Regions from separate parts of the Mus musculus genome. Here region 2 is linked to region 1. The links are chromatin loops, found by intact Hi-C in ENCODE. Cell type or tissue: left cerebral cortex. All regions are shown on one strand. Links, peaks and the distances in the headings refer to the core of each region. The heading gives the core; the rest is flanking DNA.

Region 1 (10,028 bases), core at 1,209-9,208:
TTCTGTGCTGCGCCCAGCTCACATCACCTTTAAATTTGTTCATTGCTGGAACGTAGTTCTTACCACCAGAAAGAAGTTATATTCAGGAATACTAATAAACCTTGTATTACTCATCCTGCCTAGTACACTAAGACAATTTATACAGAAAAAAAAAATGCCAGAATCAGTTTTTACAAATTAAAGGTTAGAAAACTTTAATTCAATTGAATAATTACTTTTGTTCATAAAAATTCTTTAATAAAATACATCTTAGCCATAAGAAATTAATCAGATGCTCCCCCCACCTCAATTCATAATTGTAAACATATTTGAGGACCTTTTGAACTAAGCAGGGTGGGGTTAGACTAAGGTCACTCTAAATCACATGACTACCTTCTCTTCCCTGGAGACCATGGAGTAGTTCCAGGGACTGCCATTAGAGAGCAGCACAGTACACACCATCAGTCAGAGCTCTTAACATTTCTCCCACTAAGGCTGGAATATATTCTCATTCTCTCCTCTCTCTCTCTCTCTCTCTCTCTCTCTCTCTCTCTCTCTCTCTCTCTCTCTCTCTCTCTCTCTCTCTCTCTCTCTCTCTCTCTCTCTCTCTCTCTCTCTCTCTCTCTTCAATTAGTGCAGTCAACAACTCCAGAAAAGAGTAATTCAATTAGTGCATTGTGGAGCTCTACAATACCTCTAAGCAGATGTTCCCCATCTTTGGGAACTGGAGCTAGGTTTCAAATACCTGTACGACTTAGATAACACCACTACATTACATCATTTGTCAAAGTGCTTACATATGATTCTCTGACTTCAAGGAAAAGACGAGAAAACAAACCTAGGCTAGCCTCTTAGAAAGGTTCTTATCAACGTAAACAAGTATAGAATTTTAGGCTGCAGTAATTCAGTTACATTTTCTAAATTATATTTATAACAAAATGCATCCTAGTACTCAAAAGGCAAGATCTCAAGTATGAGATCAGGCTGGGCTACAATGTAAGACCCTCTCTCAAGCAATTCAACAAAGCCAGAGGAAACCCCTCTCACCAAAGGCCAACTCTACCTCACTATACTTCACACAATATAATTGTAGAGGATTTTCCTGTTGTTATGCAGTGCTATAGCTTGGACCTGAGGCTTTCAATATCCCTCGCATGCACACTATCACTGAGCCACACCCCCAGGCCTCTTACTGTCTGCTGTTCTTGCCACAGTGTATGTAGCCATGCATTCCATACTGCAATGATGGTGGTGTCAAGATGGGGGTGTATTCACAGGAGGACAACCAGAACGCTGATCCCAAAATATGGCTATGAAAAGGACAGAAATCATGGCTGGTATTTTCCAAAGAAACAACAGAATTGGAAACAGTCTACGTGGGTAACGTGGATAAAGCAATCTTACAGCTCTCAACACATAAACAGACTTGTCATTCAGAATCCAGAAAGATCAGTCTCAGGACCCTCCAGTCCTCATCCTCCTAGCAAAGTATAGGAATCTCAAAAACAGTATATATTTGCATACAGCGTAGACACGTCCTCCCAAATAATTATGTCTAGATTACTTAACACCTATTAAATTGCAACTGTTATTCATATAATTGCTGTGCAGTATTGTTTAAGGGATAATACCAAGAAAAAAGTCTACTCGGTATACATCACTGGCCTAACTTCATTTTCGGCTTCAAAACTGGCTGACTCTGCACATGTAAAACCAAGGATATTGGGGATGGGAGACAACTGGTTATGAACAATTATTCCATATTACTACAAAACACTGTCGGGAACAATGAGTGAACTAAAGTTTGACTCCTTGAAAGAAATCTAATACAGCAAACAAAGGAAAGAAAAGAAACCTCGTGTCGACACTTCTCGCACATGGGTCGAGATCAGCACAGATTGGATGACTCCCTGACAAAAACCAATCGTAAAGAGGACATGTGACATACTGTCCTCTGGTGATCTTTTGAACCCTAAAGCTAATTCTCATAAGGTGTGATGCTGTGAAAGCCCTCAGCGTCTGAGCTGTTAACTAAAGCATTTATAATAAATACAGCATGGGAAGAAATGTTGTGGCCTCCCTGTATTAGGATCATTTCTTACATTCCAGATTTTCTTTATTTAAAAGAATGGTTGCAGGTTGGAGAGGTGGCTCAGCAGCTGACAGCACTGGCTGCTCTTCCAGAGGTCCTGAGTTCAATTCCCAGCAACCACATGGAGGCTCACAACCATATATAGGGGGATTTGCTGTCCTCTTCTGGCATGCAGCAGAATACTCATACATGAAATAGATAAACTAACTAACAGAAAGATTTGTTTCCTTTCATCTTCTGAAAATCAGTGAATGAGAAATCAATTTCCAGAAGAGTGTTTTTTTTTTAATCCCCCACTAAGTTAGACAGTGGGATCTTATAGCTTATAAGCAAGTGTTACGTCAATATGTGTGTTTTCAAACTACAGAGCAATGACTCGTTCTTACTGTCCTTGGTTTGGGCCTTACTCTCTAAGCACTCGATTTCTACAAGTAGCATGCAACTCTGGATACAGGGGTTAGGAGCTATTAGGAGGATTTAGTTCAATGCAGAGCACGTGAGCATGGCCAAGGCCCTGGGTTCAATTTTTCAAAAAAGCACTGACTGCTCTTGTACAGGACCAAGACTCAGTTCCCAGCACCCACGGGGTGACTCACGGCTTCCTGTAACTCCAGTTCTAGGGGATCCAACACCATCTTTTGGCCTCCATGGGCACTGTGCACACATGGTGCAAATGCAGACAGACAAAACACTGGAGTAAACAAAACAGTTCTTCTTAAGTGTTACTATAAAATACAAATTTTGCATATTAAAGTATTTTTCTTACTAAAATTTCAGTCTTTGATAAATTCACCATTTGAGTAATATCAAAATAGTGGAGGTTGGGCTGGAGAGATGATCAAACAATTAAGAGTATATTTGCTTTTCCAGAGGACCTGCATTCGATTCCCAACACCCACATGGCAGCTCACAACTGTCTGTAAACCCATACTCTAATACAAACATAAATGCAGGCAAGACACCAATACACATAAAATAAAAATACATTTAAAAAAAAGCAATGTAGGTTTGGGGCTGGTGAGACAGCTCAGCAGGAAAAGCCCGACTTTAACCCCACAAAGAGAGGAGAGGAACCTGTGGCAAGCTGTCCTCACCTCCACATACACGCCCTACACATATGGAATTCAAAATTTTAAAAATCTAACCAATAAACAAACACACACACAGTGGGTGAACTTGTATTTGCACAGCAACATCATGCCATGGTCGGCAGTGGGGAAGAGTGTCACTGTGGTCAGCAGCAAGGAGCAGACAACGCCACTGTCCACTCATACCTGTCCATAACCGCTTTCCTGACTTCCTGCTGCAGACACAGATGAGAGGCCTAACGTGACTCTTCCTCATGTTGGGGTTCTCCATAAGCCCTGAGACCCACGTACTGACTCGACTTTACCCTCACAGCTTGTTTCTGTTTCAGTGTTAGGTTCATTTGGCTTTGCTGGCGCCACTTCTCTTTAACATTGTCCCTTTTTATGTGCTTAAGGCCACTACTTCCAACCCTATGAATGAAAGCGGACAAATAGGGGAGAAAGGAATGAACTGTGAACACCTCAAACAAGAAAGGTTGCTTAAAAAACTAAGTGTCACATTCTGACAGTTCAATATTTCATGACCAATACAAGGAATGTGCAACGGCACTGCAACTTTAAATCTTCGCCTCTGTGTCAGTCTCTCTCTCTCATTGTAATGCCAAAGGGAACAGCAATCAGAGTGGAGATGTTCAACGTGATGGAGGTCAGGACACCATCGGATCAACGTGCCAGAAACACGACCTTGTTTATTTTTTTCCCCAGTATTATTGTTTACAGGGTGCTTTGCCCGTGTACCTTGTGGTTCTTAGCTAAAAGATGAAATTACAGCCCAGGATGAAGCGCTCAGGCACACATCCAATTTGTGTTTCCATCTCAGAAAACAAAAAGCTTCTAAGGCCCTCAGGCTGCCATTCAAACTTGGAGGCTGACATTTTTAACAGCATGAACCAGAGAATGGCAGAGAGAATGATCTAATGCATTTCTGACTTGTCAATCAAAGATCTCACCTCTGCTGTCTTGTAAACAGTTGGGGGCCATCTAACTACATTCATAAACCTACGGAGAGCTTCCTGCCAGCTGGGGTGCTGGAAGCACATGCTCTGGCTTCCATCACCAAAATCATGATTCAGTTTTATAATCTCGCTGCAAATAGCACACAGGCACATTTCCAGGACTACTGAAATAGAACCAGAGCAGGGAATACAAAAGAGATTTTGGTCAAACAGTGATTTTCAAGCTGTTGGATTCCTGTATCCATCTTATCCTCATTTTACTAATTTCCCTCAAAGGACTGTACTATGCTACAGTTGATATGCTTAAAAAATTAACAACCTGCTACTTAAAAAAATCGAGGGGAAATACATTAATATTAAACTAGAAATGTCCCTTATGGTTTACTATCAGTAAAGAAAGTCATACAAAGTAGTGACTTGTGCAAAAGATAGAAATTACATTGCTGTTAAACTACAGCAGCTTCATTTAAATTAAGCTAATGAGGGGCTTTCATTCAAATATAAAGCTTTTGGCTCTTATGGATGAACCTTTACATTTTCTAGCTTGAAGTGGCGAGTAGGTTTATGTGTAGCGTGAAAATCTAAGGGGACTGCTAACGCCTCGTGCTTTCACTTAGTCCTGACTATATGGACCAACACATAAAAACCAAGCTGACTTTAAAGTTCACGTATGAAAAGGAACAGCTGCCTTCGTCATGCAAATTTTACAGGTCACAGAACTCCAGCTTAACTCATACGAAGACACAGGCAGTAGCTCTTCACTGTACACCTAAAGACCTTAAGGCCAGGTGACAGATCACCCAGCAAAAGAAGATAAACTGCAAAACCCTTCTCCTGCTTTCTAAATAACTATCTCAAAACATAACATCCCTGGTCTCCAGAGAACTGTGTGTAAGGATGCAGAAAAGCTCAGAAGAAAAACAAACTCACATGCACCAGCTCCTAATGGAAATGTGCTACAGTGCATAGGGTCCTCTGAAGCCAGTCAGGAGTGCACGCTCTTGGGTTGCTCACATGCTTGCTTGTTAATTTTAAATAAAGCATTCTTTTTTTTTTTTTAAAGATTTATTTATTATTTTATGTAAGTACACTGTAGCTGTCTTCAGACCCACCAGAAGAGGGCGTCAGATCATGGTGGTTGTGAGCCACCATGTGGTTTCTGGGATTTGAACTCAGGCCCTTCAGAAGAGCAGTCAGTGCTCTTAACTGCTGAGCCATTTCTCCAGCTCAAAGCTTTCTTAAAACACCCTGGCATAAATAAATGACAAAGAAAGAGTTTCCTGAATAATGCCTGCCTACCACCGCCTGCCTAACACGGAGACTCTTTATCTCCACAGGATGGAGGCAAAAACATTAACAAAGGACCACAGTGGAAGAGGAGTGCATAGCCTTGGCAGCCACAGACCCACCCAACAATTCCTGACCAGCACAGAAAGAACACACATACAACCATGGCCTCTGTATGCACAAAGAACGGAAATAACTGGGAATCTTCGAACATAAAGAAACAACATGCCTCTCTCAGAGGACACAGATTAGTCTAAGTGCCCACAGAGAGGATCTGTCACTTAGGTAGGGCACCTCCAAAGGCCGCCGCCACCCTCTTCCCACCAGGTCCATTCCTATGGTTTGCATCCCTGGCATCTGCACTATCATCTGCACTATCATCCCCTTCACAAGGTTCTGACCAAGTAAAAACACTTGAGGGAAAGCAAATCCATTACTATTGAATATATCTAAACAAAGGAATAAATACTTTGAGAAGATTTTTACTTTTCACATCCATCATGAAGAATAAAAATGTTTCAAGGAAATCTGATTTGTCTCACAAGATGATGATTTTGGCATATTCTAAACACCAGATAAAGTCATACATTATCCCATAAGTGCACATTAGCTACACTTGGACATGTCAAAACACTCAGCAACTGAGGATTGTGTTTTTAACAAACCTGAAATAAAATAGTTCAACAACCAAGCAAGTAGCTGGAAAGGCAATCAGCGGAAGATGTCACTTCTCCAATACAGGTTATTTTCAAGATAAGGCAAAAATGTAGCCGAACTTGGGTCATTTTTACTTTTAACACTTGAAGTACACATAAAAGATGAAAGTAACATTAGATTTCAATGTACCCAATACTTTAAAACAATTTCACTATATTTTTTTATAATTTTGTGTTTCACCTACACACACACACACACACACACACACACACACACACACACAGGGTGCGGGGTGGGTGGGAGTGTCAGCATTCTTAACTGTCACAGACCTGGAGTGACTCTGGTTGCCAGGAAGCTTCAGCCATTCCCCTGCCTCCGCCCCTCCACACTGCTTGGATTACATGAGGCTACTTAGTGGATGCTGATTTGAAGCCACATCTCCTCATGCTTACATAGCAAGCAATCTTGCCCTCCGAGCCATCTCCTCTGCCCCTCGCTATAAAAACATCTTCAAAAATATATTTCTAACATTTCGCACATATGCTTTAAAATTGGACTTTAGTCTTAAGTCCAAAGATTCATCAATATGTTGGCTTTCAACCTTTCTCTAGCCTGATGTTCATTGTACTCAGCACTTCAACTTTGCTCCGTTCTTTTACAAAGTAAGGGTACGCTGCAATCAACAGTCAAATGCTCATCCAAATACACGCTGCACCGCAGATAAAGACGTAGACACCATTGAAACTGAATGTTCAGTCAGTTGGCTGGCAATGGCGGTCTTTAATAGCCTAAAATGTGCATTTGTTCATGAACAAGAGTCCAAATTCAGTATACAGAATCCAACTCAGAGGGGACCAGCACAGTGAGTTGTAAGAAAGCCAAATGTATGAAATCTGAGGACTTCCCATAAATCAGACTCGGCATGTTTTTCTTTTCTCTGTGCAAATGTGTGATGTCTGGAATGACTGTTAACTGTCATGGTTTCTTTCTGAATGCAGAGCATCTGTATGCTGTATAGGAGGGGCCACCACAATACTATGCCTCCTCTCCTGACCCTGGATTGTTATTGGATAGTTTTCTTCAAATTATCTAAGTCTGTTCATTCACTGATTCACCAGAAGTATGAAATATTACTTTTGACAATGGGAGAATAAATGAAGAAAAAACATAGTTCAACCTTCAAAGAATTCAGTCTTGCAGAAGACAAAGACACAGATAATCAGAGCAGCACAGAATAGCTGTGGCAGCACATCTCTGCTGCTGCATATTCTGGGCACAAATGTGTGGCTTGCCTGAGAGAGAAAGGAGAACAGATCTGGAAAAACCTTAATCCTGTCTCAACCTGAACACAATTAACGATAGAGTTACTGAGAAAGGTGGACATCCCCAGGCAAAGGCAGATGGGGTAGGTGTGTGGAAGGCCTCAGATGGCGTGATTAGAGAACACAAAGGCAGGTGTCCTGGAGTTTGGTCAACACGGCTATTTTCAAACAGTGGGACTCCTGTACTCATGCTGCACTGTAATTGCAGTAGTTGAGAATTATATGAAAGGGAGAGTTGTGAAGTAGAAGCCAGGTTCAATCTTCACTCAGCCTAAAACCATGTAAGCAACCGTCCACAAAATAGAGAGTGGCCGCTCTCATCAGGAACACCAGCTGCGAGCTGTGGCCTGGGCAAGCACGTAATTTACCTGAAATTCCGAAGTGCTAACTAATATTGGTAAAAATGTTAATATTTGAAAGGACATCATTATTGTCTTTCTTCTTTCTACTTCTATTTTCTACAGCTAACAATATTTGATTAATGATTAATATGAGAACAAAACCAACAGGAACATTTGAAAACAAACCCATTACATGCACATGCATACATAAATGTATAGCCAAGTCACCCAGACGGATGGAAACAAGTGTGTTAATTAATAATGGTGTGAAGATACTAGTAATGGTCATTACAATAATGACTACTAGTAGTGGTGGTAGTGGTAGTGATCTAGACAGGGTCTCATGTATACCAGGCTGATCTCAAACTTGCTATGTAGCTTAGGATGACCTTGAATTTCTGGTCGTTTCTGGAATTACAGGCATCTGCCATCACATCTAGTTTATGAAATGTAGGGGATCAGAACCTAAACCTCGTGCATAATAAGCAAGCATTATACAAGCCGAGTTATATCTCTGGCCCAATAGTGATCCCTTAAAGAGAAAGATTCAGGCTCAGTGGTTAGGAACAAAGCCAGCTCAGATTCCAGGAAACCCTGCCCCAGGGTCCCCATCCTACAACCTAACCTCTGGGCTTCCTTTCCTTCCTGTCTGATAAGCAGCTCCTTTTCTGTTTACATTAAACAATTTGACTCCTGTGATAAAATCAACAGTCAACTTGGTCGATTTATTCCTTGATTTTCCAGTAAAAGCTCTTCATAGGGCTGGAAAGATGCCTTGCAAAGGACTCAGGTTCAGTCCCCAGCACCACACGGTTGATATCAGATCCTACGGTACCTATGATACCTTCTTCTGACTTCCATGGGACCAGACATATACATGCAGGCAGGCAACACACTCATACACATAAAAATATCTCTAAATAAGCTTTCCTACAAATAAATTCCAGAAGTAGGAACATACAGAGAGCGTTCAGCTTCTTAAAATCACGATTGACTTTTAATTAAGACTAGAAAAGGCTCTGGTGGTGAACTGGTTGAGAATTATTTGCTACTTTAATTCAGAATTGTTTTAGGACAAATGAAAACTTGAATTTTTCTTGGTACTCTACTCTGATACCAAAGTCAGAAGGTTTAAAAACACACACGTGCAGGCGCGTGCAAGCTCACAGTCATATAAATATTTTTGAGAAAGAATCTCATGTATTCCAGACCATTCTCAAACTTGCTATATAGCCTTAGGCTAGCCCCACCTCGCCATACAACTGATTCTCAGTGCTTACGGGGATTACGACATCAAGCCTGGCACCTCGCTTTTAAACTTTATATCTCTTTATAGACTAGACAGTCTTCCTTCCTAAGCTTTAAAGAAAGAATAACAATGAATGCAGAAGTGTCTATGAAAATTCATCTGCCTTTAATTACTCCAGACACTAGATGTAAAAAATTAAACAATGCCAGCATTAGTGTTTTAAATACAGTTGTCATTAAGAATGTTCTATTTATGTGTCGCAGGATTTTTTTGTTACTGTTGTTATTACGCAGGACTCCATGTAGGCCAGGCTGGCTTCAAACTTGCTCTGTAGCCAGACCAACCTTGAACTCATTCACATCCTGAAGAGTAATTATAATTATTTTAAGTAATAATATTTTTTCTATTCTCATTTCAAACAAAGTAAATATCAGTAGAAATAAGCCACATGCATAAAGTTAGTTAGGGTTCCTCAGTAATTATTAAGGAGTGCAAACTGTCCTCACCTCCAAATTAGTAAAACTGCTAGGTATGGTAGCAGAGGCCTGTAATGTCAGAACTTTGGAGGTAGACAAATGAAAAGGTGACCAAGAGAAATGTTCGCTTTCTGAGATGATCTGTCTATAGCCACAGTGGTAAACATCTGTGCTCAGCCCTTCCAGCACCTCACTGCCCATGCCCCAGCCGTCCATGACGAGGTCATCAGCAGCTTCCCCAGCTTGTTCCCAGTAAGGTTACCATACCAGTATCTCAGTATTCAGCTGTTGTGTCATGAGAGAAAGGGGGGGGGGGGCGGCTGTTAATGCACCAAGCCATTCCTGTCCTCGGACTTTTGCCTAGTCCATTCTCAGTCTATATGGTTAGCTGATTGTCCTTACCCCAACTCTTAGGTTAGACCAGGATTAGTTTGTTTTATTTGTGGTGCTGCACATAGAACCCAGTGCACACTGTGTAGTGCTCTTACATTCTGCTATAACTCCGGTCAGGCCCCTCCTGTATATAGTCCTCTGGCTCCCTGCACATTTCTTTTATAGTACCAATCACTTCAGGGAGATTC
Region 2 (10,028 bases), core at 462-8,461, 46 kb after region 1:
AAGGAGCCGAGTTAAGTTTCTCACACCCAAATTGAATGGCTCACAGCCAACTAACTATAACCCAAGCTCTTAGGAATCTGACATCTTCTGGTCTCTAAGGGCACTTGTACAACTATGGTGTACTAGACTCACACAGAGAAACAAACCCACACAAATAAATAAAAATCTTTAAAAATATTCAATAATAGCTAAACATGATGGCCATGCCTTTAATTGTAACAGACACAGATGTATCTCTGGGCTCAAAGCTTGCTTGGTCTACCTAATGAGTTCTCCAGCCCATAAGACTGTCTAAATAAATAAAGGTTCAATACCGTCCTTGCACTTCAAATCTTACCCACCTTTCCTCAGTTTACCTCCCTGTTCTTTAAGCTTCTCTGCACACTCACATTTTGACCACACAGTATTTTATTCCTCACTAAGACAATTTCTTTTTTTGGACTTCCCCTCAAGGAATCACTTTTACTAGATCCTGAGTACACTGTTTTTTTAATCAACTGGAGACAAGATCTGACTCCACTGCTAATTAATTTAGCCTGTTAATTTAAGCTCATCAATCCTTGAGCTTTGAGGGAAAATATAAATTATAGTGTGGCCAAAATTTAGTGACTGAAATACACCCCTACCTCATAAATCGGTAATATTTTTTGAAAAGATACAAAACTTACTAATGAGAACTATAACTCAACAACAACTACACATAAGAAACTACAGTTCTGCTGACTGGCAAGTAATTTGCAAGGGCAGATCAGTTTAGCTGCATAAAAGAAATATCCACCTGCACGCACTAGCACTAATCAGGGCGTGAAATTAAACTTCTTATTTGAAAAGAAATAGCTGCTTCAAGGCTGTGATTTAGTCGGAGAAGCAAATATTAAGGTCACCCTCTCCTCTCTGATGTTCATAGCATTTCTAATAGAGGAAGCAAAGGAGAAGGGCCAGCCGGCTAACTTCTATAAAAGCGAAAATATCCCAGTGACATGACAAATTTTCCACTTGCTTAATCACACAGATGTAACGGAACCAAGCTGCTCCAGAGCATGCAGAGATCACTTATACACTTGGAAAGCCCAAACTGACGACTGTGGATGTCGAGCCAAATTAGTCAAAACAGAGATCACAATACAAAAGATTCAACAAATATTAAGCGCTATAATAAGTTTTAAAATAACCTATTACCATTTTCATTACAACATGGCCCATTTTGGATTAGCTGGGGCTAATGAGATCCTAATTCAGTAATTTAGCCAGTTGTTAAAATTTTCCCAGTATTTGTCAAAATCTACTAATATAAACTTCAACTTATTCTAATATATTATAGTCTCACTATTCTGGTAGAGCTGGGAGGGGGGGAGACCCCCAAAATCACGTGCTACATACAAGCAATGTATGGCTTAACAGGCCTATAGAAACCACAGTGACTCTTCCGAAGGTCAGGAGTTCAAATCCCAGCAACCACGTGGTGGCTCACAACCATCCGTGACGAGATCAGACTGGAGTGTCTGAGGACAGCTACAGTGTACTTACATATAATAAATAAATAAATAAATCTTTGGGGCTGGTGAGATGGCTCAGTGGGTAAGAGCACCCGACTGCTCTTCCGAAGGTCTGAAGTTCAAATCCCAGCAACCACATGGTGGCTCACAACCATCCGTAATGAGATCTGACTCCCTCTTCTGGAGGGTCTGAAGACAGCTACAGTGTACTTACATGTAATAAATAAATAAATAAATAAATAAATAAATAAATAAATAAATAAAAGAAACCACAGTGACTCTGAAAGTGTAGTCCCAGACCAGCAGCAGGACTAGGAAACAGTGCGACACACAGACCTGCAGAATGGACAAGCCCAGAAGAGGCCCCCAGCTCTCCAGGCAGTGTTAATGGACTCCTTAAGTTTTAGTTCTTTCTTTAAGGAGCCTAAGTAATGCTTTGTTTCCTGTTTTTGTTACTGTTTATGAGATAGGTTTTGCTAGGGATGAAGCCCCAGCTGGTCTTCAATTTGCAATCCTCCTGCCTTGATGTCCAGAGTGTTATGATTATAGGCACACCACAACACCTACCTTACTAATTTCTTCATCAATGATAAAGATCTAAGGAGCACTGAGCTGGCTCAGCAGGTAAAGGTGCTTGCCACCAACCCTGACCACCTGAGTTTGACCCCAGGGTTCCACATGGTAGAGCGCGCAATGGCACATTATGCACATATGCACATACATACACACAAATGTAATTTAAAAAACTTATTGAGAGTAATGGCTCATACCAGCAATTCCAGAACTGAGGAAGCAGAGGCAGGAAGGAAGGTCCCTACATATATATTCCAGAGCAGCCCAGGCCTGTATAAAGTCAGTCAGTCAGTCTCTCTCTCTCTCTCTCTCTCTCTCTCTCTCTCTCAGACACACACACACTCTTTCTCTCTCTAATAATTGCATGATGATATATAATAAACTATATTTATATAATAAATTATAATTATATAATAAAATAATTATCTGAGTTAATGCCAATCTGAGCTACAAAGTGGGTTCCAAGTTAGCCTGAACTGCTACAGAGGACACTATCTCAAAATAAATAAATAAATAAATAAATAAATAAATAAATAAAAGTGGATGTTACAGTATATGTGAACCTGTTTCTAGTTAGGATGTGGCTCAGCCCTTAGCACACACCCTTTGGCTAAAGTTAGTTTGTAGAACAGCACTCATGCTTGAAGGTGATGATCTGAACACTCATTCTCCTTTTTAGAACGGTGGTGCCCAATTCCAGAATCACAATGAAAGCCAATTAAGATGTTTAAGTTAGAGCAGGAGAGCTCCCTCAATGGTTCAGAGTACTTTTGTTCTTCCAGAGGATCCGAGTTTGGTTCCCAGCACCCAGATCCAATTGCTCACAACTGCCTTGAACTCTTCTGACCCCCACAAGCATCTCATACACGTGGCATATACTCTCATAAACACACACACATAGATGCAAATAAGACTTATTTTTAATTATATGTATATGTCTATCTGGGATGCCTGAGGTCAAAGGTCTTGGAGTTGGCGCTATGGGCATTTGAGAGTCACCAGATACAGGTGCTGGGAACTCAACCCAGGTTCTCTGCAAGAGCAGCAAGTTGTCTTAACTGCTGAACCATCTCTCCATCCCCCAAAGTAAATCTCTCTTCTCTTAAAGTCTTTACAGAAGCCCAGGGTTGGTGGTGCACACCTTTAATCCCAGCACTTGGGAGGCAGAGGCAGGCAGATTTCTGAGTTCGAGGCCAGCCTGGTCTACAGAGTGAGTTCCAGGACAGCCAGGGCTACACAGAGAAACCCTGCCTTGAAAAAAAAAAAAGTCTTTACAGAGAAGCTGTGGTGGTGCTCTGTGGTGGTGCTCTGTGGTGATGCTCTGTGGTGGTGCTCTGCTCTGTGGTGATAGTTTACAATGAAACTGTGAGGGAAGCAATGCCTGATAGGAAGCTCACTTAACGTTGCCAGTGAGAGAACAAAAGGACACCATGTAGCTTCTGGTCTCGTACACTAAGAAACTATAATTCATAAAATCAATCATGAAGAAGCAGACGATCCAGGTGGGGGGAATTCTATAAAACTATCTCCAGACTATCCAAGAAGAGCTGAGATTTCAGAGCCAAGGATGCCGGCCTATACTTGTATTCCTGGCACTCGAAAGACTAAGTAAGACAGCAGGGAAAACCACCAGCTTCAGGTCAGACTAGGATACAGAAAAAGACAGTTTCAAAAAAGGCTAATTTCATAATTAACCACGTTGAGGGACTACTGTAAAGAAACAGAAACTAAAGAGACATTACACAGGACACAGTTTACTCCCATGTTTTTTTTATATTTAGTGTCAGACCTTTTTGAGGCAGGTTATCATCCATCCCAGGAGATATTAGCTCTGAGCTGAACTTGATCCTCTGATCAAGAACCTTGAACTTCTGATCCTCCTGCCTCTACATCCCCAGTGATGAGATGACAGGAATGTGCCAGCATGCCCAGTTTGTACAGCTCTGGAGACTAGGCCTAGAGCTTCCTGTACACTAGCTAGCCAAGAGCCCTGTCAACTGAGTCACATCCCTAGCCCTCTTTCCTGAGTATTTAAAAGATGTATTTCTTGCAGCTCAGAATTAGAAGAGATGCATAGCACACAGAAAGACCTGAGTCAGATCCTCAGCACTGGGGCTGGGGCTGAGGAGGACATTACTGAGGCAATTAGGAATTCTGAATAGGAACTGTACATTAAATTATTAATTTATCAATATTAAATTTTCTGACTAGAATATGGTATTTTAATTATAAGGGAGTTTTTTGTTTCTTGTTTTTTTTTTTTTTTCAAACAGGGTCTCACACTGTACTTAGAGATCTACCTGTCTCAGTATCCCAAGTGCTAGGATTAAAAGACATGAGCAACTACGCCTGACAAGAAAAATATTAAGAAATACATGTACCAGGCTGGCGAGGTGGCTCAGCGGGTAAGAGCACTGACTGCTCTTCCGAAGGTCCTGAGTTCAAATCCCAGCAACCACATGGTGGCTCACAATCACCCGTAATGAAATCTGATGCCCTCTACTGGTGCATCTGAAGACAGCTACAGTGTACTTATGTATAATAATAAATAAATCTTTGGGCCAGAGCGAACAGGGACCTAGCGAACAGAGTTGACCGGAGCAAGCAGGGTCCACTGGACGGGGCCAACCAGAGCGAGCAGAGGTCCTAAATTCCCAACAACCACAAGAAGGCTCACAACCATCTGTACAGCTACAGTGTACTCATATACATAACATAATAAATCTTAAAAAAAAAAAGAAAGAAAAAAGAAATACATGTACCATGTACAGGGTTTGATGGTGCCTACCATTAATCTCAGCAGGCAGTCACTGAGTTTTGTGGCCAGCCTGGTCTATATATTGAATACCAGGACAGCCAGGGCTATATAGAGACCCTGTATGGTGGTTTGAATGCGAACAGTCTCCAAGGGCTCATAACTTTGAATACTTGTTCACCAGAGAGTGGCACTATTTGAAAGGATTAGAAGTTGTGATCTTGTTGGAGGAAGTGTGTCACTCAGGCTGGGCTTCACGATATCACAAAGTCCATTCCAAGAGATGCTCTCTCTTCCTACTGCCTGAAGATCCAGATGAATCAGTCCTGGCTACTTCTCCAATGTGATGTCTGCTTGTGCACTGCTTTGTTCCCTGCCATGATGACTTAAGTGGGAATTTCTGGTATCACCGGAGACACACTTGAGTCATTCCATGTTTTTCTGGGAACTGTCTTAGGAGAGGACATTTTGCTGAGATCAGCCAGAAGCTGCCTGGTAAAAGGGCATGTGATGTTTTGCTGGAGTGGAAGCTTGAGAGGACGTGTGAGGTTTGGAAAGAGTGTAAGTATAACCAACAGCAGACAGTGGATAATGCTCTTGCATTGTTTGCCTTGCAACTTTGTTGGGCTTCACTGACACCAACTTCACCGACAACACTCTTGCAATGGTCTGTCTTGCTTTCTTCACTGATCTTCGCTTGTCTTGACTTCCGGGAGAGAAATGCACCAAAGAACTTAAAGTGTACCTCAGGTGCTTCTCACTGCTTCCTCAGACTCCGATTGGCCCCGAGTGGCTGCTTCTGTGTCAAGCCCCTGCTACTGATTGATGTTTGGTGTTTGCTAGAGGACTGGACTGCTGGCAATGAAGATGGAATCACCCCAAAGAACTATTCCTCAACAGGTCCACAACCCCTGTTTCCTAGTAACATTTTTCCCCCCATCTCTGGTGGATGGTGCGCTAGAAGGGAGGTTGAAGCATTAAAGAACCATAATTAAAATAGGTTTTGAAAAATCTAAGCCGCTGGGCGTGGTGGCACACGCCTTTAATCCTAGCACTCGGGAGGCAGAGGCAGGAGGATTTCTGAGTTCGAGGCCAGCCTGGTCTACAGAGTGAGTTCCAGGACAGCCAGGGCTACACAGAGAAACCCTGTCTCGAAAAACCAAAAAAAAAAAAAAAAAAGAGAAAAAAGAAAAATCTAAGCCTACAGATGCAATGACTGAACTTCTGAAACTGTAAGAAAGCCCCAGTAAAACGCTTTCTTTTACAAGCGTCGTCATGGAAGCCCAACAAAACACCTGTAGGCAGGGGAGGAGGGGGGGGGGCGCGGTGCTGTTATACTGGTCCATCTTTATGGGAAACATTACTTTAGATACTTACAGTCCTTTATAATTTCTAACATAGTCTCATATTTAAATTTTTCCTTTATTCTCCTAAGAGCTGTCTGACACAGAAGTAGGCGAAGGTAACACGGCTTTCCAGATAAGGCAATCAGACTCAAAGCAGCTAAGCAACCTATTCAATGTCTTATGACATGTAGAAAGTTGAACCTGGGAAACAGGTCTTGTTTTCACTACAGCACAACTTAAAATTTACATTGTAGTCTAAACTAGCCCAGTCTTGGGTATTTCAAAGAAAGCATGAACAAGATAGGTAGGCTCTTCCATCACCAGTTATAAGCCAAAGAAGTTACCATTGGTCCACTCCAGTGTGTAGAGCTTTGATATTTGTCTTAAATACCTTTGAAAACAAGGATCAAAAAATATGAACTCTTATAAAAAGGGTTTTATTGTATTTTAATGGCTTATTACATACCTTGTAAGAGCTGTTTTGTTAAATGTGAATGTCAGTTTGATTTTCGGTCTCTTTTTTCTTGGCTATTTACAAGCTTTGTAAGAATCGTTCCTTAATTAAGTCTAAACATAGTTTTATATAAATGGATTCCTGGAAATAAAACGTTCAGACTTAAGAAATGATTGTTACAGAGACTGTAACAGGCCGTAAAAAAACGAATGCCACTTTAAACAAAGATTTCTCATTTTAATTAAAAAGATAATCATCAGACCATTCCTACACTTAACAGAACCATTTAAAGAAGCGTCTCTGAGAGAAATCATGTGAGTGTCTCACTCAGGCTCCCCTCGCATCATCCATAATCGATCTGGATCCATGTTTCAGTTGACTTGACAGAACTCTTCTGTGCTAAACCTACAATTTAAAGGCACACTGAAGGAGAGCAGGTCTGAGGGCTAGAGATGCAACCAGCACTGGAGAACACACCTAACAGGCACAGCTCTGGGCTCTAGTCCCAAGATTGCCTCATTTCTATTATTTCTAATAATTTTAAAATATGAATAGTCACAAAATTGAATGTTTTCTCCATAAGGCACTGTTCAAATACAGTACTAGAAAGGGTGCAGATTTCTAAGTTTGAGGTCAGTCACGTCTTCAGAGTGAGTTCCAGGACAGTCAGGACTATACAGAGAAAGCCTTTCTTGAAAAAAAAAAAAAAAAAAAACGATGCAATTAAGAATACCTAATATGAAGCCGGGCGTGGTAGCTCACGCCTTTAATCCCAGCACTTGGGAGGCAGAGGCAGGTGGATTTCTGAGTTCCAGGCCAGCCAGGTCTACAGAGTGAGTTCCAGGACAGCCAGGGCTATACAGAGAAACCCTGTCTCGAAAAAACAAAAACAAAAAAATTCCTTTTTAGGCCAGGTGTAGTAGTGTGTACTTTTAATCCTAGGATTTGGAAAGTAGAGGTAGAAAAACTGCCAGGTAAGAAGAGACAAGAGGATAACTAGGCTAGTCTAGTTAGTAATTTCCATGCTAACTATGACTATATGGCGAAACTCTTCCCTTTCCAAAACAAAATGTACTTTTTAGATGACCATGTATAACTAGAACAAAAATTAGATAGTTTGTTAATGAGGTCTGTGTCAGGTAAAAAGATCACATCTATACTTATCACAAAGTCAAAGGTGATCTACACATATCTATGTAAGTTTCTACTCTGAGACCCCAATCCAAGCTGACATCATCCCCTGCAGTCTCCTGCTCTCCCTCCTGGCCCACGCCCCGTGCCTGCTGGTTTGTTCTTGAGACAGGATCTCACTTCGTAGCTCTGGATGGCCTGGAACTTGCTACATTAGAGGCTTCTGTCTTCTGAACAGTGAGATTAGAGATCAGAAATTCATAGATCCTGCTCACTAGGATTAAAAGTGAGCCTTGTCCCACCCTGTGCATTGTGGATGCCTCGATATGGCTGGAGATTTAAAAAAATAAAATAAAAAGAAAGAAAAATGCTGTTAGAGACTGAATTTGAAGAGGCAGGATTCTTTTCAATTGATTCATTTGACTTTTAAATTGTCTGTTTTTAACTCAAATCCTGCCAAATTTGTTACAGTTGGACAACATTCTAAAAGAGTAAAAAGGAGTTCATAATTACCTGTCGTTATAATTAACTGCAACTTGAAAAAGATACACCAAGAGTTCTACTTAAATCACCTTTTCTAAATTACACAAAAACGAAGCCTGAATAACACCACCTGACAATCTATTTCTGCAGCGATATATTACTGGAAACTGCTTCAAAGTGGTTTATATTCTCTCTAGAAACAAGTTATAATGAGGAGACTATTTCCTGAAACATGGTAGCAAAGAAAGGACTGGCATAAGGAACAGCATCAAAACAGATTCAGTAACTTAAAACTCTGCAATCATTAAAAAAAGGAAATTATGTTCCAGCTTCATAAAATGGGAGTGGCATACCAGAGATCAGCAAGCACACACTCAACTGTTAAAAAGGACAATTCTCCCATAGTCACTCATTAAACAAGCTTAACCTCAATCTAATAACCAGCTAAAATAAACACTAAACATTTAATTACCAATCATTTCGTTTTGCTTCCTACCATAAAAGCCGCTGGCTGGGGGGAGTTAGGAAGAAGTACACGATTCCAGAGAAAGGCCACCATGGCTTTCTCAACTAGTTCCCTGAACAAGCAACTTTTTCGAGATCATGCCACTGCCCTGTGCAGCCAAGAAGAGGTCAGTAGATAGCAATTACCTGGCTCAAGATCACCACTGTGAAATGGGCATGGAGACACAGGCCTGACTACCTATGGAAACTGTCCTAAAATAATAAAATACATATAGAGCCATAAAAACTCAAACTAAGAACAAAAGACACTATCAGAAACTAAGTGGGACTCCCATGCTCAGTGTCATGGTTGAGAACATTTTAAGGATACTGAATTAAATATATTGAGGATATATACTGAATCATATACTAGTCTCAAGTTTATGTTACACATCCTTGAGAAATCACGAACATTGAATAACAAACTCTTTAAAGATATGAGCAAGCCAGGTGTGATGGCACATGCTTGTAATTCTACCATCTGGGAGGCTTGAGAGGAAGACAGTAATGTCAAGGCCAGACCAGGTCCCAAATAACAATAACAGAACCGCAGAAAGTCTCAGGGCACAGTGGAGTACACCTTTCTTTCTATGTTTGTCCAGAGGCAGAGACAGGAATCTCTGAATTCAAGACTAGCCTGGTCTACCTAGCAAGTTCCAAGAAGGCCAGGACTACAGAGACCTTGTCTAAAAAAAATAAATAACAATGACCATTTCCTAAACTGAACACGTGTTAAGCTCTGTTCTAAAGCCAGTGTGATGGTGCATGCCTGTAATCTCAGTCTCTGAAAGGCGGAGAGGATCAGGAGCTCAATGGCAGCCTCAGCTACATAGCTAGTTTGGCTACATAGCAAGTTCAAGGCCAGCTTGTAACTCAAAGACAACAGAGACAAATAGATAGAAAAACAAATCTCAACTCCGGGCCAGAGCTGGAGCATGTGAGGGTGGGGAATCAGGGAGCCCTCAGGAGGAGACTCGGGTATGGCACATATGGTCATGATAGGTACTTCCGGGGACCAGAAATTGTTTCCTCTTCTTCTCTGAAACACAAATGTTGCCAGTAGCATTCGATTAGGACTGGGCTTCTCTACCAGCACAAGTTCTAGGTTCTGCATCTTCTAAGGGAAAACAAACCAATGGGCAGGAACAGTAAGCTGAGAACTTCTTCTAAGCAGTTCTTCTGTAACAACATCAGGAGTAATGTTTGAAACTCTTGCACATTGATCATCCAATTGAAGCCAAGTTTTTCCTTGTTCAGTTTGTTTTCTTTGGAAGGAAGTGTTGGTT

Evidence for each region. A loop is a pair of places that touch in the nucleus more often than their neighbours do. Peaks named below come from ENCODE experiments on the same cell type or tissue, not always from the same donor. Only the 100,000 strongest peaks of a DNase experiment are listed, where the experiment ranks them.
Region 2: a loop joins it to region 1, with 2.4 times the contacts of the local background. A loop is called at or near these places in 5 of 42 quality-filtered maps.

What each region holds. Positions count from the first base shown.
Region 1 is chr19:45,426,631-45,436,658 of GRCm38, reverse strand. The region is part of intron 2 of Btrc (beta-transducin repeat containing protein); the gene reads right to left. Among named protein-coding and RNA genes, the nearest start is that of Btrc, 68 kb to the right of the region's middle. In left cerebral cortex, for the core only: a CTCF peak has its summit at 5,231 (motif pointing right); DNase peaks (open chromatin) are centred at 1,211 and 4,220; H3K27ac peaks cover 2,049 bases.
Region 2 is chr19:45,379,594-45,389,621 of GRCm38, reverse strand. All of the region lies in intron 1 of Btrc (beta-transducin repeat containing protein), which reads right to left. Among named protein-coding and RNA genes, the nearest start is that of Btrc, 21 kb to the right of the region's middle. In left cerebral cortex, for the core only: a CTCF peak has its summit at 4,570 (motif pointing left); a DNase peak (open chromatin) is centred at 5,249.